Regions from separate parts of the Mus musculus genome. Here all the other regions are linked to region 1. The links are chromatin loops, found by intact Hi-C in ENCODE. Cell type or tissue: left cerebral cortex. All regions are shown on one strand. Region 1 holds the start of Nup153 (nucleoporin 153). Region 2 overlaps Kif13a (kinesin family member 13A). Region 3 holds the start of Nhlrc1 (NHL repeat containing 1). Region 4 overlaps Kif13a (kinesin family member 13A).

Evidence for each region. Peaks named below come from ENCODE experiments on the same cell type or tissue, not always from the same donor. Only the 100,000 strongest peaks of a DNase experiment are listed, where the experiment ranks them.
Region 2: it touches region 1 in a loop (2.2-fold over the local background); 7 of 42 quality-filtered maps call a loop at or near these places.
Region 3: it touches region 1 in a loop (2.7-fold over the local background); 7 of 42 quality-filtered maps call a loop at or near these places.
Region 4: it touches region 1 in a loop (2.5-fold over the local background); 7 of 42 quality-filtered maps call a loop at or near these places.

Annotation. Positions count from the first base shown.
Region 1 is chr13:46,720,370-46,728,369 of GRCm38, reverse strand. It overlaps Nup153 (nucleoporin 153), which reads left to right and starts at 521. Exons shown (of 22, transcript NM_175749.2): 1 at 521-1,010. The coding sequence starts at 897. It overlaps Gm46412 (a long non-coding RNA gene), which reads right to left and starts at 3,685. Exons shown (of 2, transcript XR_001780928.2): 1 at 2,856-3,685. In left cerebral cortex, CTCF peaks have their summits at 1,483 and 3,788 (motif pointing left); DNase peaks (open chromatin) are centred at 1,062, 1,575, 2,972, 3,783 and 1 more place; H3K4me3 peaks cover 2,317 bases; H3K27ac peaks cover 1,070 bases.
Region 2 is chr13:46,794,752-46,802,751 of GRCm38, reverse strand. Kif13a (kinesin family member 13A) reads left to right here. Exons shown (of 38, transcript NM_010617.2): 17 at 23-236; 18 at 1,309-1,471; 19 at 3,419-3,559; 20 at 4,261-4,410. Among named protein-coding and RNA genes, the nearest start is that of Gm24620, 31 kb to the right of the region's middle. In left cerebral cortex, a CTCF peak has its summit at 4,391 (motif pointing right); DNase peaks (open chromatin) are centred at 1,329, 2,210 and 4,402.
Region 3 is chr13:47,011,243-47,019,242 of GRCm38, reverse strand. Nhlrc1 (NHL repeat containing 1) reads left to right here and starts at 4,393. Exons shown (of 1, transcript NM_175340.4): 1 at 4,393-6,686. The coding sequence starts at 4,464. The coding sequence ends at 5,669. In left cerebral cortex, CTCF peaks have their summits at 1,739 and 4,356 (motif pointing right); DNase peaks (open chromatin) are centred at 1,762 and 4,317; H3K4me3 peaks cover 1,285 bases; H3K27ac peaks cover 916 bases.
Region 4 is chr13:46,785,347-46,793,346 of GRCm38, reverse strand. It overlaps Kif13a (kinesin family member 13A), which reads left to right. Exons shown (of 38, transcript NM_010617.2): 22 at 1,840-2,013; 23 at 5,138-5,289; 24 at 6,702-6,834; 25 at 7,955-8,000. Among named protein-coding and RNA genes, the nearest start is that of Gm24620, 22 kb to the right of the region's middle. In left cerebral cortex, a CTCF peak has its summit at 4,330 (motif pointing right); no DNase peak of the experiment used is centred here.

The DNA of each region.
Region 1 (8,000 bases):
GGTTAATTTCAACGCGGTCTCCCCCCCCCCCCCCCCGGATTGTGATGCATTATGGTTCTTTGATTTTACTGTTTACTTCCATTCGGCTTATAATTGATGAATGGGAGATTACAGTATTCGTGTCGAGTGCCCTTCTGAATCTAAACAAGCAGCCAACCGCCGCCAAATGACCCGGGCTTTGTGCCTCTGCGGTGCTCCGTGGGTGTCCTTCCGCTATAGCCTGCCTTTCCGAGAATCCGCGTTCTGGCCAGAAAAACTACATTTCCCAGAGGCTCCCACGACAGGGAGCGCGGGCTCGGCCAACCCTTCCTTCCTTCACCCATCCCCCCCCGCATTGTCGCAGCGTGATGACGCAAAGCGTCGGTCGCGGAGGAGTGACGGTGTTCTGGCTCGCGACCGGGGCGGCCGCCTCAACAGCGGTAATAGGCGCAAGAGCGGCGGCGGCGGCGACGACTGCAGGGACGACGACGGCGGCGGCGGCGGTGGGGCGGGCGCAGCGCGCACAGGGGGAGGGGTTGGCGGGCGGCGCCAGCGGCCTGGACTGCGGCAGCGACGGCCAGGGCGACTGAAGAGGAGCCTCTAGCAGCGGGCGGTCGAGCTAGGCCTCAGCGGCGCCCGGAGCTGCTCGCGCCGGCCTCGGCGGGAGATCTCCATAGAGACGGTGACAAACACAGACGCGGGGGTCCGCACGCGGCCGGCGCTCCTCAGCCACCTCGGGGCCCTCAGCCGCCGCCACCGCCTTCCTCGCCGCCGCGCGCACTCTCAGTTCCCGCTCGCTCCCTCGCGGTTCTCGCTGTGTCTGTGTGTCGCCTAGGGCCGGGCGGGGGAGGCCCTCAGGCCGCCGCCTCTGCCTCTCCCGCCCGGGAGCGGTAGTGGGAGGCCGCCCAGGCTCCGCCATGGCCTCGGAAGCCGGAGGCATAGGAGGGGGCGGCGGCGGCGGCAAGATCCGGACTCGTCGTTGCCACCAGGGGCCGGTGAAGCCTTACCAACAGGGGCGACCCCAACACCAGGTACGGGACCGGTACGCCGTGGCGACTGGGCGGCTCCGGGCGGTCTCTTTGGGGGGCGGTGCGAGGACCCGGCGGCCCCACGTGGAGGGGACCAGAGGGCCTGAGGCTGGACCCGGGTGGCGACGGGAAGTGGGTAGAGCCTGGCCGGGCCTGGCGGCAGACACGTGGGATGCGAGCGGCCTCTCCCAGCCCTCCCGCCCAAGGGCTTTCCCTGGCGGGCACAGGGCGGGAAAAGAAATCTCAGGCTTCGGATATTCGGGCTGCTGCTGCTGCTGCTGCTTCTTCTTTTTTTTTTTTTTTTTTGGCGGGTTTTTGGGGGTTAAATGGTATTCCTCACGACCTCACGAAGGGAACAAGGGAAAGATGTGGCAACAGGCCCATCCGCTGGCAGGCTTTTTCTTTCTTGTGTTCCCGGGTTCAGGGTGCGCGGGGAGATTAATCTGCCACCGCGGCCCGGAGAGACTTGGGGAGGGGGCGCTGTTACCCATATCGTGGAATAATTTCGGTTTTAGACGCGTTAAATCATTAATGGTAGTCCGGTCCCCTCGTCTGTCTGCTTGGCCTTTCCAGATCGGAACACACTGGTTTAGCTTCTCATCCTTTCCTCTCTTAACTGAGTTATAGTTATGTGGCACTGAGGCGTTTTGAAAGTCCCTCGCCGCTCTTACGTCTGGTCTCTGATGCGTGGTTCTTCCCTCTCTTCTCTCCACCCCGCTCTATATACTGAAGACCAGAATCATCCACTCTCTACAGTTGACCAGTTCTTCAGCTCTGATCTCATACACCAAATATTTTTAATACTGGGCGTTTTCTAGAAGTTTAAGGTATTTCGGGCTCACCAGGGGTGTTACTTAAGCCACCGTATGCCTTCTTTGGGTGTTTATAAAAATGTCGATTCTTGTTGTAAACGAGATAGTTGGTTCAGAGAACACTTTCAGTTATTAAAAATTGTGAGAATTAAAACGTTAAAAACTCACTTTAACGAAGCCACTTTTTAAAAGTAGGAAGTGTATATTTTAAGCTTACTGAAGAAGGGCTAATATATAACTTGTTGCATACTCTTAAATGTAGACTTTTTGTTTATTCTGGCTAGTGCTAAAATTGAATACTTGTTGGTAATGTTAAATTATATCACTTTTGAGATTTTTAAAATAAAGATAGGGAAAGTTTTGAATAGAAACAGCTGTGTTTTATGTACTAAGAAGTTATTTGTCATTGCTTGGAAGCCTTGCAATATTACCATTTTCCCTGAATGCTGAGGAGCCCGGGGTCTTCAGAAGCAGACTTTAAGATTAAAATCAGGTCACAAGCCTGGCCGTTTTACTTTGCCTAATACTGTACAATGGACATTAAGGCAAACATACTCTTATACTAAGAGTAATGAACCACCTCTGATTGCTTGAAAACAGTTTGAGCAAAGAAATGGATGGCTTGGATAGAGTTTAAAAAGAAGCCAATATTATGTATGATATTATGATAGAATTTAGAAAGAAGCCAAAGTTATGATCACAGCTTATTTTAAAATGTATTTAGGTTAAAAAAAAAAACCAAACTAATTTGAGAGAGAAGTGCATTCAACTAAAACCAAACATGTTTTAGAGCTGGTACAGATTTCAAGCTGTATGGTTTTAGAGCTCAGTAGTTCTAAGACATGTTAGCTTCTTGCCTCAGTCATTTAATTTAAAATGTAAGTACATCTTAATTTGAACTGGAATTAAAGATAACTCTTTTTTGGTTAGCAGATTTAATTTTGGCAGAATTGACCAAAGAAAAAAGTGTTTAGGCTTATATAAAAGTATGCAGCTCAGCTTTTGTTTCTGTCTTAAAGTAAGTAACTAGTCTTACCTCGGACTTAGTGGATGTCATTGTCCTCTACTAGCCGAGCTTGTCAACTGGTTGTTTTGCAGCAACTGCTGAGTCATCATCTTGGATATATCAAGGAGTTTCATGACATGGCATGTTTCATACTAATGCTTGATAAGTGTCCATGGCCTCTTGGCAGACTGAAGAGTTGTGTTAGACTCAGAGTAAGCAGGCTGGTGCTTATTGGTGAATGCAGGACAGCAAATGTCAGGCCAAGGAGCTAGCTACTGCAGTCACCCAGTACCTGTGACTCCTGTATCATGTTCAGTTGATTTCTGATTTCCTGTTTTGACTTCTGGTTTAGGTCTTCTGGGAAATGTTTAAACTTTAGCATTTTTCTACTTTTAACTTTCTTCCTTTTTCTTTTTCTTTTTTTTTTTAAAGCCACCTTGCTTGAAGTTGTGGAGCTAGAAAGATATTGTCTTGATCAACCAGATAAAGGTCAAACAGTTACAAGTAGACATAGTTGGGCAAAGAGGTACATACCTGAAATCACAGCTGCTAAGGGGCTGAGAGGCCAGGGGACTCGGAATTTGAGGCCAGTCTGGGCTTCATAGTGACACTAGGCTAGTCTGAACTGTAGAGTGTCTCAAGAAGTGTAGAAGCAAATGAACAATGCAGGATGGTTATTTTCACCATTAACCAACTACTCAACTACTTTGTACTTTTTTTGGAGGGTGGGGACAGCGTCCTGGGTAGCTCAGGCTGGCCTTAAACCAGAGACCATCCTGCTTAAATCTATTGATAACTAACCCAGATACTTTTAAAATTGATTATTTTTCTAGTTGGGAGTTCTTTTCTCCTGTTGAGTCTCCTTTCCCATTTTCATTGTGTGTAGCAAGGCCTGGAGGATAAGCTGGTTGCATTTCCTAATACACTTGATCTCATGAGCAGAACTTCTGGAAGAATCTGTTGCCACCTCCTGGTGAGACAGAACCATTTGCTTTTTTCCCTCCCCTCTTTTGGTGCTAAAAGACTTTCTGGCTTGGAGCTAAGGGAATCTACCTTTCATCCTTACAGAAACAGGCTGGCTGATAGATAGCCTGAACATCCTGGGTTACTCACAACATTCAATTGCTTAAAAAGCTGAGGTAGAGGAGGGATTCTCCTTTCATCAATATTTTAGATGTTGATGAATCCTTTTTATAAAGAAACAAAGCTGTTTTGAGGCTCTGTGGCTGTAGTTTTTTTTTGTTGTTGTTTTTTGTTTTTTTTTGTTTTTTTTTAAGAATCTTTGGCAAATGTTAAAACCATTTTTCCCTTTAAGATCGGGTCAAAGGCCCACAGTCAACTGAGTTTGTAGAACTGGGTTTATGTGATAGGATACTTTTTTTATTTTGGTACTTTGTGATTTTTTTTTTTTTTTTGACACCAATAAGTGTGTCCTTCGTAACATTTGTCTAAAGAGTATTCTCAGCTTTGAAAAGAGTAATATTTCTCAATATTTTATTCATTCCAGATACTCAAGTTTTATTCTTTCTATCTCAGATGATTATAGAAATAATTGCTTTAAAAATATTCTGATGAAATTAGAATAAGTTTGAATCCTTGTTCTGCCTGAAGAGTTGAATGATGAAAAATTCTGCTTAATTTTGTCATCTATAAATGGAAGATTACCAAGAGTTAAATGACATAAAAATGCCTCAGATGGTATAGAACTCACATGAAGTTATGATTAAATAGAGCCTTGACTTTAACATTTTTAAAGTGGTCTATGCATTTTGCTGTCTTTTAGAATTAGCGGTATTTTTTCTTCCTCTGGTTACTTTTCCAAAATTCAAAATTTCAAAATTCTTTTCCAAAATCATACTAAACTTAAGGTCTTTTTGGTTTTTTGAGACAGGATTTCTCTGTGTAGCCCTGGCTGTCTTGGAACTCACTATGTAGACCAGGCTGGCCTTGAACTTAGAAATTCACCTGCCTCTGCCTCCCAAGTGCTGGGTTTAAAGATGTGTGCCTGCCTGTCTTTGTTTATTTACCAAGTGAAAGTTAAACTAAAGTGATCTAAACTATTGATTGATGGATAGGGATTCCTCCCTTTCCCTACCTTGTTAAACAGTTGAATGTGGTCACTGACTTAAGTGAGGAAGGATAGACTATGAGTCATCCTGTTTTCTAAGAAGATAGATTACCTTAGTCCCAAACTAGAAAACCTAGCACCAAAACTTTATCACAAAATTTGATAAAAGTCTAGCTTTATCACAACTTTTTAAAGGACTTTGTCTTTTTCTTGAGAAGTACCAGTCACTTAAGTATGTAGGTAGAAAGTTCCGGCTTGACTGATAAATAGAAAGTGGATTCTTTTTGTCTGTCTGTCTGTCCATCCATCCATCCATCCATCCATCCATCTATTTATCTATTTATCTATTTATCGATGAGCGATATCAGCTTATCTTAACCACTTAGCACTTTTCCTTACCAGTTTTTTTTTAAAGATTTATTTATTATTATATCTTTAAGTTTGCTGTAGCTATCTTCAGATGCACTAGAAGAGGGCTTCAGATCCCATTACAGATGGTTGTGAGCCACCATGTGGTTGCTGGGATTTGAACTTAGGACCTTTGGAAGAGCAGTCAGTGCTCTTAACCGCTGAGCCATCTCTCCAGCCCCCTTACCATGTTTTTAATATGACACCAAAAAAGCTCCATTTATGTCTCCATTTCTTGGAAAGTCCTAATGATACAAGTGTCTAGCTTGAAGAAAAATGAAGTGTTGGGTCAGATGCCACTAAAGATAGCCATCTTATTATGTGCAGGATATTGAGAACATTGTAATAATTCTGTATTTTCAACTTTATATTTCTGATATAGAGCTTCCTTTAATATGTCTGGCCTTGGTCTGGTTCTGTCTGTGGTCAAAAAGCAAGAAAGTATATTTGCGGTCTTGATGTCAGACACAATTTATTGTTAGAAAAAGGGTAATAAAACACCTTTCTCAACTATAAATCTATTTATTTGATTGTGCTTTATCTTTTTCATAGTGTGGCTTGAGAAATTCTTAGTCTCAGTATTAAAATGTGAGATATGAGATAGCTCTTATGGGAGTTTAACTGCTATGGACTTAATGGGTTGTGCTTCTTGTTACATTTTAAGTTTTTTTCTTATTATTTTCAAGAGGCTTGCTTTTACTATCTTCTTACATATGAGTCTATATATGTGTGCGCGCATTTGTGTGCTGGTGCCTGTGAAGGCCCAAAGAGGGTATCAGCCTCTGGAGCTAGAGTTATGGGCAGTTGTGAGCACCCTGACAGACTGCTGGAAACTGAACTTGAGACTTCTGAAAAACAGCAAGTACTCTTAAACACTGAGCCATTTCTCCAGGCCCTTATTTTTACTTTTGAGGCAGGGTCTTCCTATAGTCTAGTCTGGCTTGAACTCACTATATAGCCCAAGCTGGTCTTGATCTTTAGATCTTTCTACCTCAGCCTCTTGAGTGCTAGGAGTGCTAGATTTAACAAGCATATGAATGTTACTGCCCAGCCAGTGTTGTAAGTTTTGAAGGGGGTGAAAATAGGCTACTTGGGAATATTTAATTCTTTAGCCAGAAGAATATTTTTAAGTGACTGGAGAACTTGGACTGGGCAGATCGGGTAAGTTTAACAGTTTATAAAATATGGCAGTGCCTGAGATTTGTAGTTTAATTTGGATGAAGGGGCCTTGAAGAAGACTCAGGTCAGAATGAGGTATTAATGTAATATAGGGGTCTGAAAGGACTAGTGGAAATCGAAATGGAGTAATTTGGAAGAGTAAGGCTTGGTAAACTGGTGCTGGACTTAGTTTGTTGTCATGGTCACGGAGCCAGTGAAGTTATGAAAGATTGTAGTATTGAATGCTATTTTATAAGGATAATGTGAATGGAGTTGAGTGAACTTAAGTAGAATGGAGTAGAGAAACAAGATACTGACCTGGAGAAGAGACTTGTGTGTGAAGAATCAGACTGAGGAGTTGGTCAAATTGAGAAGTTGCCTTCTGGTGAAAAGAAAGTGACTCTAGGCTAAATCGTTCTCTCCCTCCACCCCCAGAGTCTCTTGTGAACTAAGGTTAAATAGAATATGAAGTACTGTGTTCAAAACTGCTGTGACTTGTATATGGGATTGGGCACTGAATTACTTTTACTATCTTTTGCCAAATGAAGAAACTAATCCTTAAGGCAAGAACACCAGTGGATTTATAGTTTAAATCTGAGGATTTTCTCCTTTCAGTTTCAATTTAACTTCATTATTTTTAACTACTTAGTGTAGCCCTTGCTTATAGTGCCACAGGTAAAATCAGCTCTATTTTTAATGCACTATGAATTTTGCATAGGGGACTTTTGCTTTTTATGTAGTTGGCTTTGTCATCACTGTAGAGGGTGTTTCTGTTTACTCTGCTGTAAGATGGTTTTTCACCTCTTTGAGGGGAAGAAATATACAGAACAGTAGAAGTTGTTAAAATGGATAAAACTGGAAGTCTTAAATACAGTACTTATGTGTTTTTATTGGATTTTATTTGGATGGTGGTTCTTTGCAATTTTAGAGTTTTTTTTTTTTAATTAAATTTTAAAACATTGTCAGATTGTATCCTCTTCCTAGGGAAACTCTTCAGTGAAAACCTGGAGAACTTTCCTCTTTTCCTAGCTCTCTTCTTGAGGGTCTTCTGTAGCTAAGGCTGGCCTCTTAATTCTCGCCTTCATTCTCCATGTATTCATTATGTACCATGTGTGTAGAGTGCCCTTGGAGGCCACTCATGGAAGCAAGAGCACCACTCTCCATACATAGAAGGGAGTGATTGCCCTAGGCTGGAAGTTTCAGAGATGTTCTGATGGAAAACTTTCATTCTTATTTAGTGTAGAAGTTGATTTGGTTAAGTAGGAGTTGTATGAAGTCTTTGTTCTGTGTTTTCTCTCTCTCTTTCTTTCTCTCTTTCTTTCTCTCTTTCTTCCTCTCTTTCTTTCTTCCTTCCTTTCTTTCTTCCTTCCTTCCTTTCTTTCTTTCTTTCTTTCTTTCTTTCTTTCTTTCTTTCTTTCTGTAATTTAATTTAACTTTTCTTTTTTTCCTTAAAATTCTAAAGTGTCTTTACTCTGTAGCCTTTCCTGTTCAACTGTGGCCCTTTTCCATCCTTATGCTAGGACTACTGGTGTGCACCACTG
Region 2 (8,000 bases), 74 kb before region 1:
GCCTCTTCTCTTGGCTCCCCAGATCCAGTTCAAAATGTGGTTCAGGTCCTGGAGAAGCAGTACCTGGAAGAGAAGCGGACCGCCCTGGAGGAACAGCGGCTCATGTACGAACGCGAGCTGGAGCAGCTTCGCCAGCAGCTCTCTCCCGAGAGGCAGCCGCCCAGCAGCGCCTCAGACCGTCTGGCCTACAGCAGCCAGACAGCCCAGCAGAAGGTGACCCAGTGGGCCGAGGAGAGGTAAGGATAGGCACAGACCCCAAGTCGGGAATGAGGGCTGCAGGCCTGGAGAGGCCTGTGAAGGGAGGAGAGACCTGGAAAAATGAGATTGGTGGCCCGGATCTAGTTTGGCTCTTGGTGTTTTGTTTCAGAGATACTACCCCATCCTAAGTTGTTCGCAGTAATGCCAGCTGCCACAGACCGCCCCTCCCCCCAGGCCCCTAATCTTTTACCCTTTGGTAAAGTGCCAAAGGAGAGGGCCTAGATTGGTGGGCCCTGAGACAGCTGAAGTGTGAGTGACTCTTCAACAACAATCTGAAGACGCAGACAGAAAGCAGGGAGGTTGGCTGGTTGGTTTCTTTGCCTTTTTCTTTCAGAAGGAGGTTTTGGTGGTTGAAAGCCTGGCCTTTTCCCAAGCTAGATGCCCACTGCCACTGAGAACACCCCCAGTTCCAGGGTAGCAGAAACAGGAAGCTGGAGAGGAGAGGAAAGTGTGTTTGGAAGCCTGTGAGCAGGCTGTTTTGTTGACTCTGGAAGTGACTTACAGAGGAGCTGGAAGGGTTCTGTCTAAGCCTGAGATTGAGCGTGTAGGAGATGACAAGCAGGGCCTGTCAAAAATGACCAGGGATGCTTGGAAGGCAGAAAGACTGTCAGGAAGGAAGGAAGGAAGGAAGGAAGGAAGGAAGGAAGGAAGGAAGGAAGGAAGGAAGGAAGGAAGGGGAAGGAGAGGAACAAAATATTGTGGCAGCCCTGGCTGGTCTGGAACTGGCTATGTAAACCAGGCTGGCCTTGAATTCACAGAGCTCTGCCTGTCTCTGCTGCCAAACGTCCTAGGATTAAAGACATGCACCACAATACCCAGTGCCTAGGTTTGTGTCTTTGTTTAACACCAACCCTCAACCCCTCAATGTTTTCCCCAACTTTAGTTCTCAGTGAGTGACCTATCTGTGGACAGGAGGGAAAACTTCCTAAAAGTAGTTTTGTAATTGTCAATGGTATTGGTTACCGTTTCCTGGCAGTCCCGCACGCTGAGAAAGGAACGGAACTCCGGCTCACTTCGCCTGTGCGTGCTTTCTTTTCTTCAACGTTGCAGGGATGAACTCTTTAGGCAGAGCTTGGCCAAGCTTCGAGAGCAGCTGGTGAAAGCCAACACTTTGGTGAGGGAAGCCAACTTCCTAGCCGAGGAGATGAGCAAGCTCACTGACTACCAAGTGACTCTGCAGATCCCTGCGGCCAACCTCAGTGCCAACAGGAAGGTAGGCATGGCCCTAGGGAATGGGACCACATGATGGAGGCTGGTAAATGCTGCGGATCGGAATCTATAGATCACCTCTGTGGGCAGGTCCTAAGGGGGTCCGGGGGGGCGGGGGTTGGTATTTACCCATGGGTAAGCATACTGGGTAAACACCCTTAGAAGGGACAGAAACAGAAGGCTAGGAGGTGGTGTGCATGCCTTTAACCCAGGCTCTCAGGAGGAAGAGGCAGGCAGATCTCTGAGTTCGAGGCCAGCCTGAGCTACAGAGGAAGTTCCAGGACAGCCAAAGCTATAAGAGAAACCCTGTTTTGAGAAGAATGAGGAGGGCAAGGGGGAAGAAAAGGATGGAAGCATAATTTGGTGGCAGAAGGACTTTCTGACTTAGTCACTTCCTTGAAAAGATTGAAACTAGGGACTCAGAAGATAGCTTCGCTCACAAGCTTGATGACCTGGGTTCAATTCCTGGCTCCCGTGTAAGAATGGAATGCGACACAGAGTTGTCCTCAGACCTCCACAGGCTCATAGTGCCCAACCACATCCATCCACCCACAGTAATAATCGAAGTTTCAAAAGAGTGAAGTTAGGCATACATGTGTGTTTATGCATGGACATACATACATGTGTAAGTATCATGCCTGCCTTCCTTCATGCAAGCACCCCTTCTGCTGTGAGGGTGTGTGGGTGTGCTTGCTTGTCCCACCTTTCTCTGAGTGGACTCTGAGAAGGAGAAACATCTTGGAAACCTGCTAGCACGCACACAGAACTCCTTAGAGCCATCTGGAGGTCTCCTATCATTACAACATCAAGAGTTGACTGTAAAAGAGTAACCTGGAAGAAAATGAATTTTCATCTTTTTTTTTTCCTGCCCAGACAGCAAGTTAAAAGGAAAGTTGTGTGTGGGGAGTGGAGAGAGAGGGCTCACTCAGGTAACCACTTACTACTCTGCCAGAGGACCCAAGTTTGGTTCTTAGCACACACATGGTAGCTCACCATTATCTGGAACTCCAGTTGCAGGGGATCCAATACCCTCTCCTGGCTCTGAGGCACCAGGGACACATGTGCACATACATGCATGCAGGCAAAACACACTTGTACCATAAAATAAAGTCTTTTTTTAAAATTTTAAGAAAGTGAGTTAGGGAGTATCTTATTGGTCTTTAGAGTTCTACATCCACAGACAGAGGCATGTGTGTACCTTCTTTCTGTATATGAGAATTTTTTATAGTCCTTTTCTTCTTTAAGACTGATTGATTGATTGATTGATTGACTGATTGATTGATGTGTGTACCTTCTTTCTGTATATGAGAATTTTTTAATAGTCCTTTTCTTCTTTAAGACTGATTGGTTGGTTGGTTGGTTGATTGATTGATTGATTGATTGATTGATTGATTGAGACAGGGTCTCATAATCGCCTGCTGCCCTCAAACTTACTAAGTAACTAAGGGTGACCTTGAACTTCTGCTCCTCCTGTCTTTACCTCCCAAATGTGGTCATGATGAGCATGCACTACCACATCTGTTTTAGATGAAGCTGGGGCTGTAACCCAGGGCTTTGTGCTAGATAAGCCACCTGAGCTAAGCCAGTGTGCTAAGTAAGTCACCTGAGCCACTCCAGCCCTCACGGTTGAATCTGTGTAACAAAAACTTGAAGTCCCCTTGCAATTGAATAGTAGTCAGAATATGATAAATCTGTGTGATGAATTCCTATGTTGCTATTGGAAAGCAAGATTATGAAGAATATCCAATGAAAGGAATTGTGAGGTAAATATACATAGATCTATAGATACATAGATATATGTAGAAAAGAAAGGCCAGGGCATTCCCTAGGTGGTAAAGTTTTACTGTCTTTTGTAAACTTAGAACCTCACAATAGTATATACAGTCTTTAACTGTGGGGGGGGAGGCGGGGTGTTGGAGTCATGTCCGCTCTGTCTTCCATCACAATACAGAGAGGCGCAATCGTCAGCGAGCCCGCCATCCAAGCCAGGAGGAAAGGGAAGGGCACCCAGGTCTGGACCATTGAGAAGCTGGAGAATAAGCTAATTGATATGAGAGACCTTTACCAAGAATGGAAAGAAAATGTTCCTGAGGTAAGAGAAACAGAGCATGAAGGAGACTTGGCCGAATGAAGACCACAGGTATAATGGTTTGGTCATTTACACTAGGGAGATAAAATGTGATCTTTAAGGGCCAATCGCACGTGATTCAGTCCGGTGGACACGGAATCCAGGAAAGCCAGGCGGGACTTAGTTTGCGTTGTGCTCTTTGACTTTCAAGGGAAAAGAGGAGAAAAGAAGTCGCTCCAGGCATGCGCAGTCGCTCCGTGCTATCAGTCCGTGTCCTGGAAAATTACACCGGCCGAAGCCAGTGTGGATTTCATCTTCATCCCCGTCTGCGCATGTGCCCCTAATTGTCTGTGCCCCTAGCTGTGCTCAGGGCTGGGTAGATTTCTGAAGTCATCATAGCGAATGTAATGTTAAGCTTTGCTTTTAATATTTGATGTTAGTAATAAAAAGGAAAATCTGGTGAAGGAATTGGTGTAAGTCACAGGGCATGACGTAAAGCAGGCTTCAGGCGTGGGGTGAGTGAAGCTGGGGCTCCTCTGCGTGAGCGTCCCCTAGCAAACACGCCCCGCTCGTGTGCTGGGTCTCTGTGGGCACGATTCTGATTGCACTTGCTTATTTTTACGAATGCTTCCTCTAAACGTTTTTAGTGCTAATTTGAAATAACATCATTTAAGTTGATGCGTTGTTTCCTGACTTCTCACCCAATGACCTATTCTTTTTCTCAGGCCAAGAGGCTCTATGGGAAGCGAGGTGACCCTTTTTATGAAGCGCAGGAGAATCACAACCTCATTGGTGTGGCTAATGTGTTTTTGGAATGTCTCTTCTGTGATGTGAAGCTTCAATATGCAGTACCCATCATCAGCCAGCAGGGGGAGGTAAGGACACGCCAGCCCCTAGGAAATGACAGAATAGGAAATTTTGTTTAATCTCTTGCCTTGAGAGAGATCAAGAAGAGGTGTGTGTGTGTGTGTGTGTGTGTGTGTGTGTTGCTCTTCTTTTGTTTTATCCCTCTTAATATAAGTCAGGATTAAGCCATGATCTTAAAAGATAACACATTTCATATTTGTGGTTCAAAAATTTTTTTCTGTTTTAATTTTGGTAATAAGTTTTGCTCTTTGCTCCATATTAATTTTTTCTTTTAAAAACCACCTCCAATGATAGCCATCCACGCCAGTTCCTTCCTGGATCATAGATGTCCTTTACAAGGTATTGCTTAGATTCAGGAGTGGTGGTGTCTTCCTTTGACCCTAACACTTAGGACAGAGGCAGGCAGATCTCTGTGCCAGCCTGTTCTACCAAGTGAGTCTGAGGACAGCCAGGGCTGCACAGTGAGAACCTGTAAACAAAGAAATGAGAAAATAAAATAAAAAATAAAAAACCTCAGAAGATTATTCTGAAGCCCTAAGTAACAAAGAAGGCAGCCTTTGTTAGTCTCCTTTAGACAGCCGTATTTCAACAGTGTGAGTGTATTTGCCCTTTGTGGGCCTTGGACACGTTAGAAGACATTCATGTGAAATTTTTAATTTTTCCTTAGGTCCATTTTTACTTTGACAACTTTATTATTTGATTATACTGTGGCTACAGAAAGACTCAAATAAAATGAAATTCACCCAGTACCCCTCTGACCGACAGCATAATAAGATTGTCTATAGTCTCTTCTCGTCTCTTTGTACGTTTGCACTGCTCTTAAACCAAACCAACCTTGCAAACTTACCCATTTTTCCCATTTCGTATTCTGGAGCGGCCATTTTATTATGTGAAAATGTGCTCTTCAGTTTATTGGTTCCCAACCCAATTGTAGTGGAAACATACCTTAGCTCTAACTTTTGGATATTCAGTTGCTTGGACTATCTTCTGTCATAGTTAGCACTATACGGCTCTGATCTTGTTAAAGAAAATGTCCTGGAGCACCCAGGTGCATCTGTCTATTTAAGCTTGTGGTGTGTTCCAGCATACGGCCCTCCAGAAAGAGTCCATTTCTCTTTGTATTTGTTGGCAGCATAGGGGATGATCACTTCTTGTGCCCCCCTCCCCCCCCCCACACACACACACTACAGTATAAGATTTTCCCCAGAACCCACTGGCTGTTTGCTGGTCTCCTGTATTCTGCAGTCTTAGACACCATCTTCTATGGGTAAAGGCATGAAAGCTATGTGTCTTAGATTCAGACTTCTATCCAACTCATCAACTGGTGTTTTTCTCTTTAGTCTCAATCTTTAACTCCCTAGTTTGTTTTATATAACGTATAAACTTGAACTACAAAGTTATTCCAAGCTGGGCATGGTGGCACACGCCTTTAGTCCCAGTACTTGGGAGGCAGAGGTAGGTGGATTTCTGAGTTTGAGGCCAGCCTGGTCTACAAAGTGAGTTCCAGGACAGCCAGGGCTATACAGAGAAACCCTGTCTCGAAAAACCAGAAGAAAAAAAGTTATTCCTTGGGATTCTTAGAATAAGATATGGTTTACAAAGGGTAGCTGGGAATAAACCTGGGTTCCCAGGGTGGGATATAAGTGTGTGTGTGTGTGTGTGTATGTGTGTGTGTGTGTGTGTGTGTAGGAGCTGGGACCTTCTGGATAATTCTGCCCCAGTGACCACCAATGCATCTCTCATGCTAAAAATATAACTTAAGTGACCAGTGTAGCCTGTGACTGAGGCCCTCTTTAAGGGCCTCTTAATCTAGAGTCCTGGGCAGGCTCTGGGTATCTGAAATTATATCACAATGTACTCAGGGGGCCCATAGATGGCTCAGCAGGGTAAAAGCGCTTAGCCATGCAAGCCTAATGACCTGAGTTCAGTCTCCAGTTCTCAGATTGGAAAGAGAGAAAGGACTTCTAAGTGTTTCCCTCTGACCATCACTGTGGCACGCTTACACCTGTAAGCACACACACGCGTAAATACATAAACACGTGTTCAGTCCTCAGACGAGCACCGTATGAAGCACTGCACTGTGCTTCTGCCCCTCGGTACTTCTACCTCTGAATATCGCTTGTCAGATATCACCAGCTGATTTCTCTCAGATCCTTGGCCCTGGTGCCAGTTGGTATGTGGAAGTCTGAGCATTAAACATAACCCTTAGCCTGGGGTGGTGGCTTATCTCTGCAATCCTAGTATTCAGAAGTTAAGGCAGAAAGATTGTGCATTTGAGCAGACTGAGTCATTTCCAAAAGAAGGAAGGAAGGCTACCATACCGGACCTGCTCCAGTGAAACGCTACCATGATCAGAAATATAAACATCCTAATGGCAAATGGAGAGCAGTTATTTAGGGGTAGGGAGAATGTCTCAGCAGTTCAGAGTGGCTTGCTGCTCTTAGTAAGGGCCCAAGTTCAAGTCCAAGCTCCCCAGTCAGATGGTTCACAGCTGCCTATGACTCCAGTTCCAGGGGCATCTGATAACCTTTGGCCTCTTTGGACACCAGCACACAAGTGCACAGACCTACACACATACGCATAATTAAACAATAAGTTGAACAAAAGAATCGTTACGCAGAGTGGACATTGGGGGGAGACCTGCCTATCATTGAAGCACTCTAGAGGCTGAAGCAGGAGGATTCCACAGTGAGGTCAACCTGGGCTATAATAGTGAGACCCTGTCTCAACAAATCAAAACCTTGAACAAACAAAGGAACAAACAAACAAACAAACAAACAACTTTCCCATGCTGGATGGCTTTGTTCCTGCCATCTCTTCTGGTAAGAGCCTGGTACCACCCCACAAGTCCGTTTTCATGCAGCTCCATGTTACACCCCATCCTCCCTCCTTGAGCCGGGGACCATGTCTGCCTAGTGCACTGTGGGAAGCCCAGTGCTTGGCAGTTTCTGCCCCCATCCATCCTGGGTAAATACTCGCTACACGCATGCGCACACATTTGTCCTATGCACACCCAGTACCTACACCTTTCTGTTATGTCGACTGCTCCATCCTGTCATTGGCTCTCGTTTCTCGTTCTCTTTCTGCATTTAACCATGAGTTCACTAGCAAGAGAGCCCACTCCCTGGAGTTCCAAGATTACCCAAGCACGGTATCAAAGAAATGCATGCGCAACTATGTAAACAAGCACGAAACCGAATGTTTCAGTTAGAGTATGATAACTCCCTGGAAGCTGCTCCTTGCCTGAGCTGAGGAAAATGGATACACCTAAGGAGAGTTCTAGAAAGCAAGTTGGGAGGAGCAGATTTGGTTCAGAGTAAGAAAGGAGGGATGCGGTTATCATCCTGAGTGAAGTAACCCAATCACAAAGGAACTCGCACAATATGTACTCACTAATAAGTGGATATTAGCCCAGAAACTTAGGATACCCAAGATATAAGATACAACTTGCCAAACACATGAAATTCAAGAAGAACGAAGACCAAAGTGTGGACACTTTACCCTTTCTTAGAAATGGGAACAAAACACCCATAGAAGGAGTTACAGAGACAAAATTTGGAGCTGTGACGAAAGGATGGACCATCTAGTGATTGCCATA
Region 3 (8,000 bases), 290 kb before region 1:
ATTTATTTTATGTATTAGGAGTACACTGTGTCTTCAGTCACACCAGAAGAGGGCATCAGATCCCATTACAGGTGGTTGTGAGCCACCATATGGTTGCTGGGATTTGAACTCAGGACCTTCAGAAGAGCAGTCAGTGCTCTTACCTGCTGAGCCATCTCTCTAGCCCCTCTGATACCTTCTTTGTTCCATCATGAATACCCTCACATAAGTGGTACACACATACATGCAGATAACACACAGCACATAAATAAAAATTTTAAAATAAATGTTAAATAATAATGTATGAGGTTTGGGATATAGCTCAACGGTAGAGTGTTTTAGTGTATGTGAGGCCCTGGGTTCAATCCGTAGTACCACAAAATAATCATAATATCTGAAAACCTGGAAAGTCTAGCAGGGACAAACAAGGACAAACAAGGGCAACCAAACCCTTGCACTAGAGACATCACTGCAAAGAGGGGAATGCTTTCTCTTCATCTTTTCTGCCTTTTTTTTTTTAAAGATTTATTTATTGTATGTATGTGAGTACACTGTTGCTATCTTCAGACACACCAGAAGAGGGCATCGGATCTCATTACAGGTGGTTGTGAGCCACCATGTGGTTGCTGGGAATTGAACTCAGGACCTCTGGAAGAGCATCTTAGCCACTGAGCCATCTCTCCAGCCCCCTCTGGTCTGCCTTTACATACTTGTGATCTTACAAACACATGCTCTCACTACAGGCCCCATGGTACATCTCTATTGCCTTCCTCTCAAGTTCTTCTGACCTTCTGAGTGATTAAATATCTCTCAAAAGCAAACTTTTTTTATTATTATTATTATTATTATTATTATTATTATTATTATTATTATTATATTTTGACCCATCAGTGTCAAACTCTAGCATGGAGTCACCTACCTAACCCAAGGTCTTTATTATTTCTTTATTTGAGACTAGGTCTCCCTATGTAACCTTGGCTGGCCTGGAACTTAGGAAGGAATGACTGCTTTTACCTCCCAAACTCTGGGATTAAGGGTGTGCCCCGTCTCATCCGAGGTAAGTCCTTGTACACTTCCTCCTGACCTCCGGGTGAATGATGGCATTCACCCGGCAAACGAAGTGCGAACCTGTGAGGCCTGTGCTTGGTGCAGTCCAGAGTTGAGCAAAACCAGAGGTAGAACTCAGTGTGTCCCTTCAGGGACAAAAGCAATAGAAAGAGATGAAGACAGAGCGCAAGCTTTAAGATGGACCAGGCTGTCAATCAGACTCTGTATCCTTGATCCGACAGAAGAAAGACCAGGCTGTCAGCTTAGGCTGGTAGAGACAACAGAGCAGAGACTGGCGGGTTCCATGGGATGGAGGCAAAGTCTGAAGATTAACATTGCCAAGACCCCTAAACTGTGGGACTCAGACCTTGGTTTTGTTTGCTATTCCTGAAGCTGGAAGCTTTGCAGAGCTGAGAAAAACCTTAACTGCCAATCACATGCCATCCCTTTAACTTAATATCTGGGCTGGCATAGTAGCAAGCACCTGTAGTCCTAGGACTAGGATGGTACAGGCAGGAGGATGGTGAGTTCAAGGCCAGCCCCAGCCTCATAACCAGCGTGAAGCCGACATGAGCTGACCCTGACTCAAAACAAACAAACAAACAAACCTCCTAGTTAAGTGCTTTATAGTAAACCCCAGGAGAAAACTGAGTGTCTTTGCTGCAAAGCTGCCCAACCTAGCCAGCAGTGCTCATGGTGTAGTGCCACCTGTAGCCTCTCAGAGGCAGCAAAGGCCTGAGAAGGCAGAGAAGGAGCTTCAGCAGGCAGCAAGCCTTTGGACATCTCTAGAGGACACAGCTCAGCTGCAGTCAGCAATGAATCGGGGTCTTTGAATAGTTTGGGTGCAATGCTGGAGCGGAGACGAGTTAGATACAAGTAAGGGATCCATCAGGGTCAGTCTGGGAAATACCTTTAAAAGATGACACCTCCTAGGACGGCTCTGCCTTTGTCATGATCTGTGTGGGAGCCACCAGCCCCACTTGTGGAAGTTAGCTTATCTGAATTAGATAGATGCACACTGAAGGTAAAACACACCAGACTTTACTCACTATACAAAATGAGTGTTAAAATGTCTCCATTCATGTTTTCAGGTGATTACAATGTCCAAAGGATGGATTGGACACAAAGAATTCAACTAAATTTTGTTTTTCTTTTCAACTTTTTAAAAGTGGGGATACAAGGGAATTATTTTAAAATGTGGGTTTCCTTACATTTCTGTTGCACAAGACTGGTTCTAAAAATAGTCCAGTTTTGTATCCAGACTGTGTTTCCCGAGTTAAAAACTGTTTCTGAGGGGCTGGAAAGAAGGCTTAACGTGAGAGCACTTGCTGCTCTTGCAGAAGACTTGGGTTTGAGTCTCAGGATCCATATTGTGGCTCACAGCCATCTGTAACTCCAGTTTCCTGGAACCGACAGCCCCGCTCCGACCTCCTATGACACCAGGCATACTGTAGAGAAAACACTTATACACAAAAAGTAAAATAAATCTATTTTCTTATTATTTCTGAGGGGCTGGAGAGGTTGCTCAATAGTTACATAACGCTGGCTGCCCAGTCTGGAGAATCCACATTAGGAACCCTCCCACATTCAGTGGCTCACACCTGCCTATAATTCTAGCTCTCGGGTATCTAACATCCTCTTCTGGCCTCCAGAGGTTCACACAGACGTCCACACAGACACACAGACAGCCTCGTGCACACACACTAATAAAAAACAGTTTTTTTAAATTACTAATAAAAAAACTTTCTATGAGATATTATTTTAGTTGGTGTCTTATTTAGAATGGAAATGCATTTTGAAATCATAGTATCAGCTTGGTTATTCTGGTCTAACATTCAATCTCTGAGATATGTAGTAGTTGATTAAAAAAGAAAAAAAAAAACTGCTTGTTTTCCTTGGCCTTCCAAAGAATTTCTCTCTCGAAGAGTGTTAACACAGGCTTGAGTCCTCCAGTTTCTTGGAAGTCTATGGAACAAGAGGGTAACCAATCATGATCACAGCCTTTTTGTGAATAAGAATGTTCTAATACATGGTTTTGGCCAGCACCTTGTTCATGTAAGACAGTTAACTCCGAAAATGAGAGCTTTGAATACCCCCAATGGATTTCGGAAGATTATACTGACCATAAGATTAGGATACTTCCACGATCATCTTTATTGTCAATCATTTCTCCAGTTTTGAAATATTTCCTATACTTATTTATTTGCAGGTGTATATGTTTATGTGAATGTATCTCACACGTTTGCAAATGCATGGAGACCAGAAGGGGACTCTGGATTCCCTGGAGCTGGGGTTACAGATGGTGCGGAGAACTGAACTCATGTCCTCCAGAAGGGCAGCAAGCACTCTTTACCACTGAGCCATCGCTTCAGCCCCTTTACTTTCAATCTTTCTCGGGATGGAAGGCATTGCAGGGAGGAACCGCTGGCTCGAACTTACCTGTACGTTATAATCCCCTTCACAGTGCCCCTCAGCCCACACTGGTGCAGTTAAGCCTTTGCCAAGGAGACTCAAACATTTGTCATACAAAACCATATCTGATGATCAGTGAGATGCCGTGTAGTCAAACTGCCTGCCTTCCAATCACGGCCTCCATGAGGCTTAAATAAAAGTGAATGAAAACCACTTAAAAGAAGGCAGGCACGAGCGAATTCTATAACTGCTACTAACTAACAAGTTTTGTTGTTGTTGTTTTGTTTGTTTTTGAGACGGGGTCTCCCTTTGTGCCTCTAACTGGCCTGGAACTCACTATGTAGACCACCATGCGAGAAAGCTAACAGCTTTCAAAATATCCCTTCCACACAAACCCACTTCACAAGTATTCTTTTGTTTGTTTTGGTTTGGGGGTTTGTTTTTTTAGGCACTGTAGCCTAGGCTGGCCTCCAACTAACCACCAACAGCTGTTCTCCTGTTTCTGCCGCCTGAGTCCCGGCATCACAACTATCACACCCAATTCTTTGACGTCTACGTAGCTACCTTCTCACAAGAAGGAAAAAACACAGCAGAGAGGAATGCACATCTGCCCCTTGAAGTTATCTTCTTTCTTGTGTCTCTGTCTTCAGAATCTTACTATACAGAGACTAGGAGCCATGTCTTGTTCCTGTCTAGCCCTGGTACCCACCTCCCAGCGAAGCTGACTGGCAGTCCGTTTGGGCACCATCCCTGAGAGACTAGCTGTCACTTACAGGAGGACACGGAGAGACCCACTCATCACACCCCGCCCCCACACCCGCTGACATGTCTCAATCTTTAATCCTGGAATCTTCCACCCGTGACGTGATTATCCCAGGTCTGCGCACGGCGCATGCGGACGACTGCGTCGTGCGTCCGCCAGGGGGTGGCAGTGTGCGCCCTGCGTCAGAGCGCATGCCCCGCTCCGTGACCGTGACCGTGGCCGTGACTGAGGGCTGCGCGGAGGCAGCGGAGCAGCGGGAGCAATGGGGGAGGAGGCGACGGCGGTGGCAGCGGCTGGGGTGCGGCCCGAGCTGGTGCGGGAGGCGGAGGTCAGCCTGCTGGAGTGCAAGGTGTGCTTCGAGAGGTTCGGCCACTGGCAGCAGCGGCGCCCGCGCAACCTGCCCTGCGGCCACGTGGTCTGCTTGGCCTGTGTCGCCGCTCTCGCGCACCCGCGGACGCTGGGCCTCGAGTGTCCCTTCTGCCGGCGGGCCTGCCGAGCCTGTGACACCAGCGATTGCCTGCCGGTGCTGCACCTCCTGGAGCTCCTGGGCTCCACCCTCCACGCGTCCCCGGCTGCCCTCAGCGCCGCCCCCTTCGCGCCGGGGACTCTCACCTGCTACCACGCCTTCGGCGGGTGGGGGACCCTAGTGAACCCCACAGGGCTTGCACTGTGCCCCAAGACCGGACGGGTAGTGGTCGTGCACGACGGGAAGAGACGGGTCAAGATCTTTGACTCCGGAGGAGGAGGTGCACACCAGTTTGGAGAAAAGGGGGACGCAGCGCACGACGTGAAGTACCCACTGGATGTCGCCGTCACCAACGACTGCCATGTGGTTGTCACCGACGCTGGCGACTGCTCCCTCAAAGTGTTTGATTTCTTTGGCCAGATCAAGCTGGTTGTGGGAAAGCAGTTTTCCCTGCCTTGGGGTGTGGAGATCACCCCTCACAATGGGGTCCTGGTGACTGATGCAGAGGCAGGGACTTTGCACCTGCTGGAAGCGGATTTCCCTGAAGGGGTCCTTCGGAGGATTGAGAGGTTGCAAGCTCACCTATGCAGTCCCCGTGGGTTGGCAGTGTCATGGCTCACGGGGGCCATCGCGGTCCTAGAGCATCCTTGTGCCTTTGGGAGGACTGGCTGTAACAACACAAGGGTGAAGGTGTTCAACTCCACTATGCAGCTGATTGGCCAGGTGGATAGCTTCGGGCTGAACCTCCTCTTCCCCTCCAAAGTAACTGCCTCTGCTGTGACCTTCGATCACCAAGGAAACGTGATTGTTGCTGACACCTCTGGTCCAGCCATCGTCTGCTTGGGGAAACCCGAAGAATTCCCAGCCCTGAAGCCTATAATCACTCACGGCCTCTCCCGTCCTGTGGCACTGGCCTTCACCAAGGAGAATTCTCTTCTTGTGCTGGATACTGCATCCCATTCTATAAAAGTCTTTAAAGTGATGGAGGGCAACGGAGGGTGATGGGGATCCTGAAGCCAGGAGTCAGAAATCTTGGTGTCATTGGGAGTGAATTGGTCTCACCCATCCATCCAGACAGAAGTAATGGTAACTGAATGGCAAAAGCAGTTACTAAGGCAGTTTTAAAAGACTAATAATTAAATTTGTCATTCGGTGAATGCCTGTTCCCGTGTTAAGAAATTTGCAGATCTTAGCCTGTTTGCTTCTTAACACACAGCGATGTTAATTCCTATTATCCGTCCACTTGGGAGATGAGAAGACAGACCCAGAGCATTCAGTATGGTTTCTTTAGAGTTGTATTCACTGGGACAGTTGAATTCAGTTCTGGCTCCAAACCACTTGCTCTTAGATATGATGTTAGATGTCGTCAACAACAACAAAAACTGTGAGCTGTGTCTTATGTATGTATGTTCTCCTTACAAGTGGGTAACTGGTAAAGTGCACAAAGACAAGAAAGGGGTCTTCATGGGGATTTTAGGAGAAAAGGGAAGTTGTCCATCACCTTCAGCTGTGAGCTCCCCCAAAGGTAGAGTAGATAGCTTATTACCAGTTCCAAGATTTGAACAAGAAACAAAGTTGAGCTCTTTCCTTATAAGGCAAAGGCTGCCAGGATGATAGTGTGTGCCAGAACTCCAAATCCTGAGAAGTGGAGGCAGGAAGTTCAATGCAATCTGCAGCTTAGCTACCTAGTAATTTTGAGGCTAAGCTGGACTAGTGTGTTCTCTCTCTCTCCCTCTCTTTCTCTCCCTCTCTCCCCCTCTTTCTTCTTCCTCTATGGGCACTGGGAACTATCCCGCAGTGATAATTTGAGAAAAATCTGCAGAGCCACTGCCTGCTAGCGTCATGGGCATATGAGACTCGTGTTAATTAGATCTTGCCCCAGCACATTGATGGCAGAAGTGATTTTGTTTGGTGTGGTAAATCTCTGACGCCTGAAGCACTTTGTGATGGAGGCTTTTCTCTGTGTAATTTGAAATGTGATTCAAACACTGTACTTAATAAACAGTCTTCGTCCTTTTAGAGTGCTGGAAACGTGTCTTGAATGGAAGCACAGCCTTGACAATGTAAGGGCTCCTCAGTGCTGTAATTGAGGGGAGGAGTGGAGAATATTTGGGGTGAAATGCTGATCCTCTCTATTTTTTTTTAAGCAAGCACAAAAATCTTTGAGTTCAGGGATGTTGGAATTATACCAAATAACTTACACCTCTGGGGCAGCATGAAAATGTTTTCTGGGGATGCTTTTGAGAGGTGAGAGTTTGCTTTAGATAAGAACTAATGTTGTGTCAACAAAATGATATCCTTTTATACAAAGAGGCTGTTTGGGGACAAGGTCTTGTACATCTTGGACCGACCTTGAACATGCTCTGAAGCTAAGCCTGACCTTCACTTCTGATCCTCCTGCATCCATCTCCCAAGTGCAGAATTAAAGTCAAGTACCACAACACCAAGGGTTCTGTGGTGCTGGAGGTAGGTAGAACCCAGGGCGTCATACATGCTAAGTAAGTGTTCTACCAACTGAGTTACAGCTAGCTCTACAAAGATTTATTTTATTTTTTATTTATTTATTTATTTATAGACAGGGTTTCTCTGTGTAGCCCTGGCTGTCCTGGACTCACTTGTAGACCAGGCTGCCCTTGAAAATTCAAGAGATCCGCCTGCCTTCTGCCTCTCCTGCCTCCTCTGCCTCCTGCTTCCTCTGCCTTCTGCCTCTGTAGCACTGAGATTGAAGGCACACACCACACTCAGCCCCTATGGTTTTAATAGAGACACTCACTGAAGTATGACTGAAAGTGTCTTCCAAAGGATACGAATGCTGACATCAGGAGCCCAAGGTGAAGGCCTAGCTGCCATGCCATCCCATTAAAGCCTGTGTTTCTTTTTAAATTATTACATACATTTATTATTTATTGTATGTATGTTCACACATGTGCCTGTGTGCATGTACACATGCCATCATGTGTCGAGGTCAGAGGACAGCTTGAGTGACACGCCTGTTCTCGTCTGCTACCATCTGGGTCTAGGGTACTTAACTCACATCATCAGGCTCTGTGGCAAGCATCTTCACTCCCGAAACATCTCCTCCCCTGCCCACACTGTTGCTTTAACTGATTCCATCCCAGAACATCAATAGTAACATTTTGGGCACTGCTCAACACCACTGGTCCTCTAACAGGAAGCCCAGTGGTTGAATTCTTCTCCCTCATCCCGATGCCCTCGGCTGGGCATTGTAGCACACACCTAAATCCTAGCACTATGAGACCAACCTACATAGTTAGAGCCTGCCTCAAAAAAAAAAAAAAAAAGTCAGATAAATTATCACCATAGACCAGTAAC
Region 4 (8,000 bases), 65 kb before region 1:
TGTGCTTTCGTATATTCTATCTATACACATCCTATCTACACACTTCAAATTATCTCCAATAGAACAGCATGCAGCGTGGTACAAATGTGGTGTGTGTGTTACATCACAGTACCAGTTACCTTTGATTTTAAGATTTTATGTAGTCCTGGCTATCCTGAAGTTTACCATGTAGACCATGCTTGCCTCCAATTCAACAGAGATCTGCCTATTTCTGCCTACTTCTGCCTCCTGAGTGCTGGAATACTCACCACCACACCCAGCATCAGTTGGTTCTAATTTTCTGACACAGCCTAGAGTCACCTGATAGAGAAATTACATCAGACAAATTGTCTGGTGGGCCTGTCTGTAGGAGATTGTCTTAATTGTTAATTCCTAGAAGAGAGCCCAGCCCACTGTGGGAGGCACCATTCCCTTGGCAGGTGGTTCTGAGCTAAACGAGAAAGCTAGCTAAGCATGAGCCAGCCAGCCAGCAATATTCCTCCATGGATTCTCCAAGTTCCTGCCTGGACTTCCCTCAGTGACAGTCTGTGTCCGATCAGCTTGAAATTAATTCTTTCTCCCCCTTAATTGCTTTCGGTTATGGATTGTACCACATCAACAGAAAGCAAACCATAAGTTGCTTAAAGAGTAATGACAAGAAAAAGTCTACATGCTGTCACGACAGTGTAGTTGTTTTGGGTGTATCTGGTCTGTTGGTTAAACCACAGCTGTCAAATCTATAAATACAGAAGGCCGTGTGTATGGCTGCATGGAGAATTTATTAGTGAGTTGTGGTTTTTTTCTAATAAAAGTCAAATCTGTATCAGAAACTAAGTCACGAGTAAATTAGACAGGAATGTGTTTGGGGTTCCTTTTTTTCTTACTAAGTTTGTATTTTGTCGTTAGAAAACTGTGGTACAGGTTTTGTTTTAGATGGAACACTCAGGATGGTGGGGTGACTCATCAGGAAAAGAGGCTTGCTGCCTAGCCCAAGAACCTGAGTTTAGTCTCCAGAACCCACATGGGAAAGGAAGGAATCGACTCCCGTAGGTCCCTCCACCACACACACGGCACATGTGTGCACATAGCAAGGCGAATATAATACAATACAATACAATACGGAACTATATTATTTTCCTTACAATTTCTAGTGGATAGGTTCATACACTAGACATGACGGTACATACCTTTAGTCCCAGCACTCAAGAGACAGAACTGGGCAGATATCTATGAGCTAAGGAGTCCATGGTTTATAGTTTTAAAAAAAGGCTGAGCTGGGATTACAGCTCAGTCTGTGTGAGGCTCTAAGTTCTCTGCAAGATAGATGGATGGATGGATAGATTAGATAGATAGATAGATAGATAGATAGATAGATAGATAGATAGATAGATAGATAGATGATAGATGATAAATAGATGATAGGTAGACAGAAGATAGATGATAGGTAGATGATTGATAGACAGTAGATGATAGAAGATAGGTAGATGATACATAGATAGATAGATAGATAGATAGATAGATAGATAGATAGATAGATGATTGGTAGATAATAGATAGATGATAGAGAGGTAGACAGAAGATAGATAGAAGATAGGTAAACAGATAGATGATTGATAGACAGCAGATAGATGATAGATAGATAGATAGATAGATAGATGATAGATTGATAGGTAGGTAGATAGATCAATAACAATGAATGGTCTCAAATATTTCCAAATGATGGCTCAATTATGTAGTCCTGGCTGTCCTGGTATTGATCCCCTGATTTGATCCCCTCTTAGAGATGACTGAACTATGGACAGATAAATATTTTTGTGTTTCTTTTTAAAGATGCATAATTTATTTTTAAAATCTCTTCAGGTGATAATTAAAGAGGCAACCGGGCTACCCATAAGCCTCTCAAATTTCGTCTTCTGTCAGTACACGTTCTGGGACCAGTGTGAGTCTACAGTGGCTGCTCCAGTGGTGGACCCAGATGTGCCCTCCCCGCAGTCCAAGGACGCACAGTACACGGTGACCTTCTCTCACTGTAAGGTACGGAGACAATTACAAAGTGAGGTACCAGGCCAGGGATGACACTCTACAGTGACATGTGAGCTGAGGCCCCTCCGTCAGTCCCCAGTAGCAGAAACGCCCACCACAGAGCCACTGTCAGCTGCATGATGGGGCAGTGGAATTGGGCACGGTCTTTTAAAAATCTGCTTTTTATTTATAAATAAAGAATAAAATGTGTAGTTTTTGCAGTGAACTCCACAGCATTGTGTGTAATTCTGGGGTTTGAACAGGACACCTTCCAAGTGTTTTTTGATTTCTTGATTGTTTTCAAGGACCAAAACTTCCTCATTAACTTAAAAAAATAGGAGAATTTTTATTATTACCCGGCAGCTTCAGCATTTTAGTCCTTTTCTCACTCAGCTCCTTTTCCTTGCTCCTCCCCCTCACACAGAAGCCCTTCTTCCCAGCAGGTCCCTCAGATTTCACACCATCTCTTGCTGTGTCTGTCGGCCACTGAGTCCAGAGGTTCATGCCTGAGCGTGAGTGGAAAGTTATGGGCTGACACATGGGCAACCTCCTGTTGTCTACACCGCTGAAGGAAATAACACCCCTTCTCCCCAGATTTGTTAGATCACTACAGAGTCCTGCTCTGTAGCTCAAGCAGGCCTAGGACTCGATATGTAGCCTACTCCATCCTTCAGCTCATGATGGTCCTCCTTCCTCAGCATCCCGAGTGCTGGGGTTACAGGCAGGAGCCCCAGGCCTGGCTAAGATCTACTTCTAACTTGTAAGTTCTCTCCATATGTGGTGGCACAAGAGAGCTGAGACAGCCAGATCACAAGCTCAGAGGCAGGAGAGCCTATTGCAAAAAGAAAAGTTTGCCCTATAAGTTTTTTTGGTTTTGGTTTTGCTTTTCTTCTTCTTTTAAATATAATATACCTTATTGGGCTTTGTACAGCTCAACTGTTCTGCATTACAAATTGAAATAATATGGGAACATATAAAAGGAAATCTGAAAGATCCCATCTTCCAGTCTTACTCTGCCCAGGTGTAACCATCAATGATATTTCTCCTTGTAGTATATTACCTTTGGTTTCATTGTATTTTATGTTTTCTGGGATGGAGTCTGCTGAACTGCCATGTCAGCCTTGAGCTCCTGGGCCTGCTCTATCCTCCTGAGTAGCTCAAACATCGCATGCATGACCCTGGGTTCTGCCACATATTTTAATAAGCTATTTCCTGAGTCCCTGCATCACCTTTCTGGCTTCTGCTGGGCACTGTCACCTAATGAGTTCTTAAAAACAGACTCTGCCCTCTGGTAAGGCTCCTCCCAGATGGCCTGACCACACTGCCTCTCCGAACACTGTAGCTGTTCTTTCTGGCTCCAACTTAGAAAACAAATCCCTGTTACCACCTGCAAAATGTCCGACATACAAGACTCTCAGGTCTTTCTTTTTTTCTTAAATAAGGTTTGCTTACCTACTCACTCAGTGTATATGAGTGTTTGGCCTGTGAGTCTGTATGCATGCCATACCCACGGCCAGTGTTCCCAGAGGCTGGAAGAGGTGTCAGCCTGTAGAGCTAGTAACCATCGAGCCATCCTCCCTCACCCCGAGCCTGCTTGTCTCAACCTGCATTTGCCACACCACATTCTCAGAAATCTTTAGTGAGAATGTTGACCTGCAATATTTATTTCTTAATACTTAAATTAGCAAACAAGAGTTATAGGCCTTACAATGGCATTTTCTTTTTCTTTTCTAAGATTTATTTTACTTTTATGTGAGTACACTGTAGCTATCTTGAGACACACCAGAAGAGGGCATCAGATCCCATGACAGATGGTTGTGAGCCACCATGTGGTTGCTGGAATTTGAACTCAGGACCTTTGGAAGAGCAGTCAGTGCTCTTAACCACTAAGCCATCTCTTATTATGGCATTTTCATATGCCTGAGTCCTTTTACCTTGTTCTGTTTCACCCCCTCTCCAACTTTGCCTTCACCCATACCCTTCCCCCACACACTGGTTCCTTTCTTCTCCTAAGTAGAATCCTCACCAACACACACACACACACACACACACACACACACACACTTCTGTTGTTGTTTTCCTAATAGTCTTTTAAATCGTCGCATTCCTTCTTTTTATCCACTGGGCTGTTTACATCAGTAAGACAAAGGCTAGATTTTAACTGTGTGCTGTTTAACAACTGTTTAAATACCCAGGGATCTCAAAGCCCCTGGGCTAGTGTGTGGTTTTAGAGGCTGTTGGATTTTTGGGTTTTGGTTTTTTTAAAGATTTATTTATTTTATGTATATGAGTGCATTGTTGCTATCTTCAGACACACCAGAAGAGGGCATCGGATGGTTGTGAGCCACCATGTGGTTGCTGGGAATTGAACTCAGAACCTCTGGAAGAGCAGTCAATGCTCTTAACCACAGAGCCATCTCTCCAGCCCTGGATTTTTGTTTTGTTTGTTTTTCTTTTTTTTTTACTTCTAAAGTATGTAGCTTGGACTAATTGACCGTCACGTTTCTTTTCCTTCTAAAATTCTGGGTCTGTCTCCAGATGAAATAAGAAAGTAGGCAGTATAAGTTCAGTCAACTTAATAGCTGTTTCTGGAAATGAGTCAGGCAGAACTGCACCTGAGACTCCGCTCGGGCACCCCAGGAGGCCCATGGCAAGGAAAGTGGCTTGGCTTTGAGCCTGCGGAATGTTCCAGGTGACCTGCCACCGTTCTCAGGGAACTCTGCAAATCTGCACGATTGTAGGTTGGTTTTGTAGAGTGAGAAACTGCAGTGAGACACTCAGGGGCAAGAGCCTACACCATGGAGGAATCAGATAGTTGGGAGTCCCTTACTCAGTAAGTCTCCAAGTGCAGCAAGGGTCACCTGGAGGTCAGAGTGGCTCATGGGAAATGACCGTGAGCCAACGGAAGAGAACGTAAATCCTGGCTTTGCACCAAAAGCCAGAAGTTGGAATTCAGACAAGTTGCTTTCTTCATTAGACCCAAGTCACCTCCTAGGTCCCTTCCAGATCTAACACCCTGTGGCCCTTCATACTTTTCTACAGAGACAGAAAAGATGGGGTTTACGTTCGAGAGCAGGTAAGTGGGTACCACTATGTCTGACTCTCAGTGTGCTCTCCTGCCTTCTGCTTGTCCCAGGACTATGTGGTGACTGTCACAGAAGAGTTCCTGGAGTTCATTTCTGATGGTGCGCTGGCGATTGAAGTGTGGGGCCACAGGTGTGCTGGGAACGGAAGCCCCATCTGGGAGGTGGACTCGCTCCATGCGAAGACAAGGACATTGCATGACAGGTGTGTTCTTGCTGTGAGCATGAGACCCGGGAGTCAGGACCAGCTCATGACCATAAGTGAGATGAGAGGCTTCAAATCCTGGGGCTTCGAACAAGTTGCTCCTCCTTTGAGGCCATTTCCTCCTTTTTAAATTAGAATTCAAGGAGGAGCAGGCAAGCATCAAAAAACACTGTGCAAAGTGAGTCATGGCAACAGGAAACTGAAATAAATGTTGTTTATATGGGAAAAAAATCCTTTATTTCACTTTACATCATATACAAAAATTGCTATGAGACAATCATATATTGATTTTTAAAGTTATTACATTATTTATTTGTGTGTGTGTATGTATGTATCTGTGTGTGTGTCTATGTATCTGTTTGTGTGTGTCTGTGTGTGTGTCTGTGTGTGTGTGTGTGTGTGTGTGTGTGTGTCTTTGCATCCCAGTGTGTGTCTGTGTACTCACAGGTAGAGGTCAAAGGATACCTTGCAGGAGTCTGTTACCAACTTCTACCATTTGGTTCCCAGGACTTGAATTCAGGTTATCTGGGTTGAAGGCACGCCTCTTTACCTACAGGGCTATCTTGTTGACCCAAATCACAAATTTAGATGTGAAGCAAAACCCTATAAAACTGGCAGAAGAAAATAGGATATCTTTTTTTGTTGGTTTTTTTGTTGTTTTGTTTTGTTTTTTACGAGACAAGGTTTCTCTGTGTAGCCCTGGCAGTCCTAGAACTCACTCTGTAGACCAGGCTGGCCTCGAACTCAGAGATCCAGAGATAGATAGATGGATGGGTGGGTGGGTGGGTGGGTGGGTGGGTGGGTAGATGGATGGATGGATAGACAGACAGACAGACGTATGCCATCTGTTTGTCTGTCTATCTATCTATCTATCTATCTATCTATCTATCTATCTATCTATCTATCTATAGGGCTAAGCATATGGGGCCCTGCATAGTGGCTTATGCCTTTATGAGTCACAGCACTCAGGAAACAGGCAGCAGATAACTGTGAGTTCAAGGGAAGCTAAGGCTATCTAGAGAGACCCTGTCAGAAAAAGAAAGAACCATTCATCCATTGTGTCAATGTGATATAAACCAGACTCAAGAGTCCATACCACATGGTTTTGGTTTTAGGACATTTTAAAACAGGCAGAGCTAACTTGAGTTTGCCAAAGCCCCTGGGATTCTATACCCAATCTGTGTTCGTCACTTAAATGTAAGGTCTGGTTTGGTTAAATAGCCTAAGAATCCATACCACAGGGTCTCTCGAGTGTGAAACGAGGAAGGAACCTGCGAGGCATCCCTGGCACAGCGCCTCCCTCTCAGTACGTGCTCAGTACGTGCTCAGTACGTGCTCCGTGGTTGGGTTCGTGACTGTTGCCCGTGGTGCCCCTGGATGATACATTGCCTGCTGGGATGTGGTTTCTGCAGGTGGAATGAAGTGACCCGGAGAATAGAGGTGTGGATCTCCATTCTGGAGCTGAATGAGCTCGGGGATTATGCCGCTGTGGAGCTTCACCAGGCGAAAGACGTCAACACCGGCGGCGTCTTCCAACTCAGACAGGTATGAAGTTTGTCTGAGGGTTTCCACTGCTGTGAAGGGACACCATAACCAAGGCAGTTCCTACAACGGCGAACAATTCTTTGGTGCTGGCTTACAGTTCCAGAGGTTCAGTCCATTATCATCGTGGCAGTCTGTGGGCAGACATGATGATGGGGAAGCCAAGAGTTCTACGTCCTACATCCTGGTCTGAAGGCAGCCAGGAGGAGACTGTGTCACACTGGCCATGACCTCAAAATCCCACCTCCACAATGACACATTTCCTCTAACAAGGCCACACTTCCTATTAGTGTCACTTCCCATGGGCTAAGCATATTCAAAGTATTATGAAGTATTTCTTGGGGTTTTTTTGTTTTTCTTTACTTTTTTTTTTTAAGATTTATTTATTTTATGTATGTGAGTACACTATAGCAGTACCGATGGTTGTGAGCCTTCATATGGTTGTTGGGAATTGAATTTTTAGGACCTCTGCTCTCTCTGGTCAGCCTGCTTGCTCAGTCCCTGCTTGCTCTGGCCCAGAGATTTATTTATTATTATACATACATACACTGTAGCTGTCTTCTGACATACCAGAACAGGGCGTTAGATCTCATTACAGGTGGTTGTGACCCACCATGTGGTTGCTAGGATTTGAACTCAGGACCTCTGGAAGAGCAGTCAGTGCTCTTACCCGCTGAGCCATCTCGCCAGCCCCCTGTTTATTTATTTTTTATTAGATATTTTCCTTATTTATGTTTCAAATGTTATCTACCACGAAGTCTTTTGATGGTTTGTTTTTCATGTCTCTTTTCTACTCCACCCTTTTTTTGTTGTTTTGGTTTGGTTTGGTTTGATTTTTTATGGTTTTTCGAGACAGGGTTTTTCTGTATAGCTCTGGCTGTCCTGGAACTCACTTGGTAGATAGACCAGGCTGGTCTCGAACTCAAAAATCCACCTGCCTCTGCCTCTGCCTCCCGAGTGCTGGGATTAAAGGCGTATGCCACCACGCCCAGCTCTACTCCACTCTTAGAGTTCCTGGGAATACCCTAATTATTTGTATGTCTGTTCTCAAACCATTTCCCCTTGTTTCCTTCCTCTTTCCCCATCCCTATTCCTGACATCTTCGCTTCCTTCACCTCTGCAGGGTCACTCCCGTAGAGTGCAGGTCACAGTGAAACCTGTACAGCACT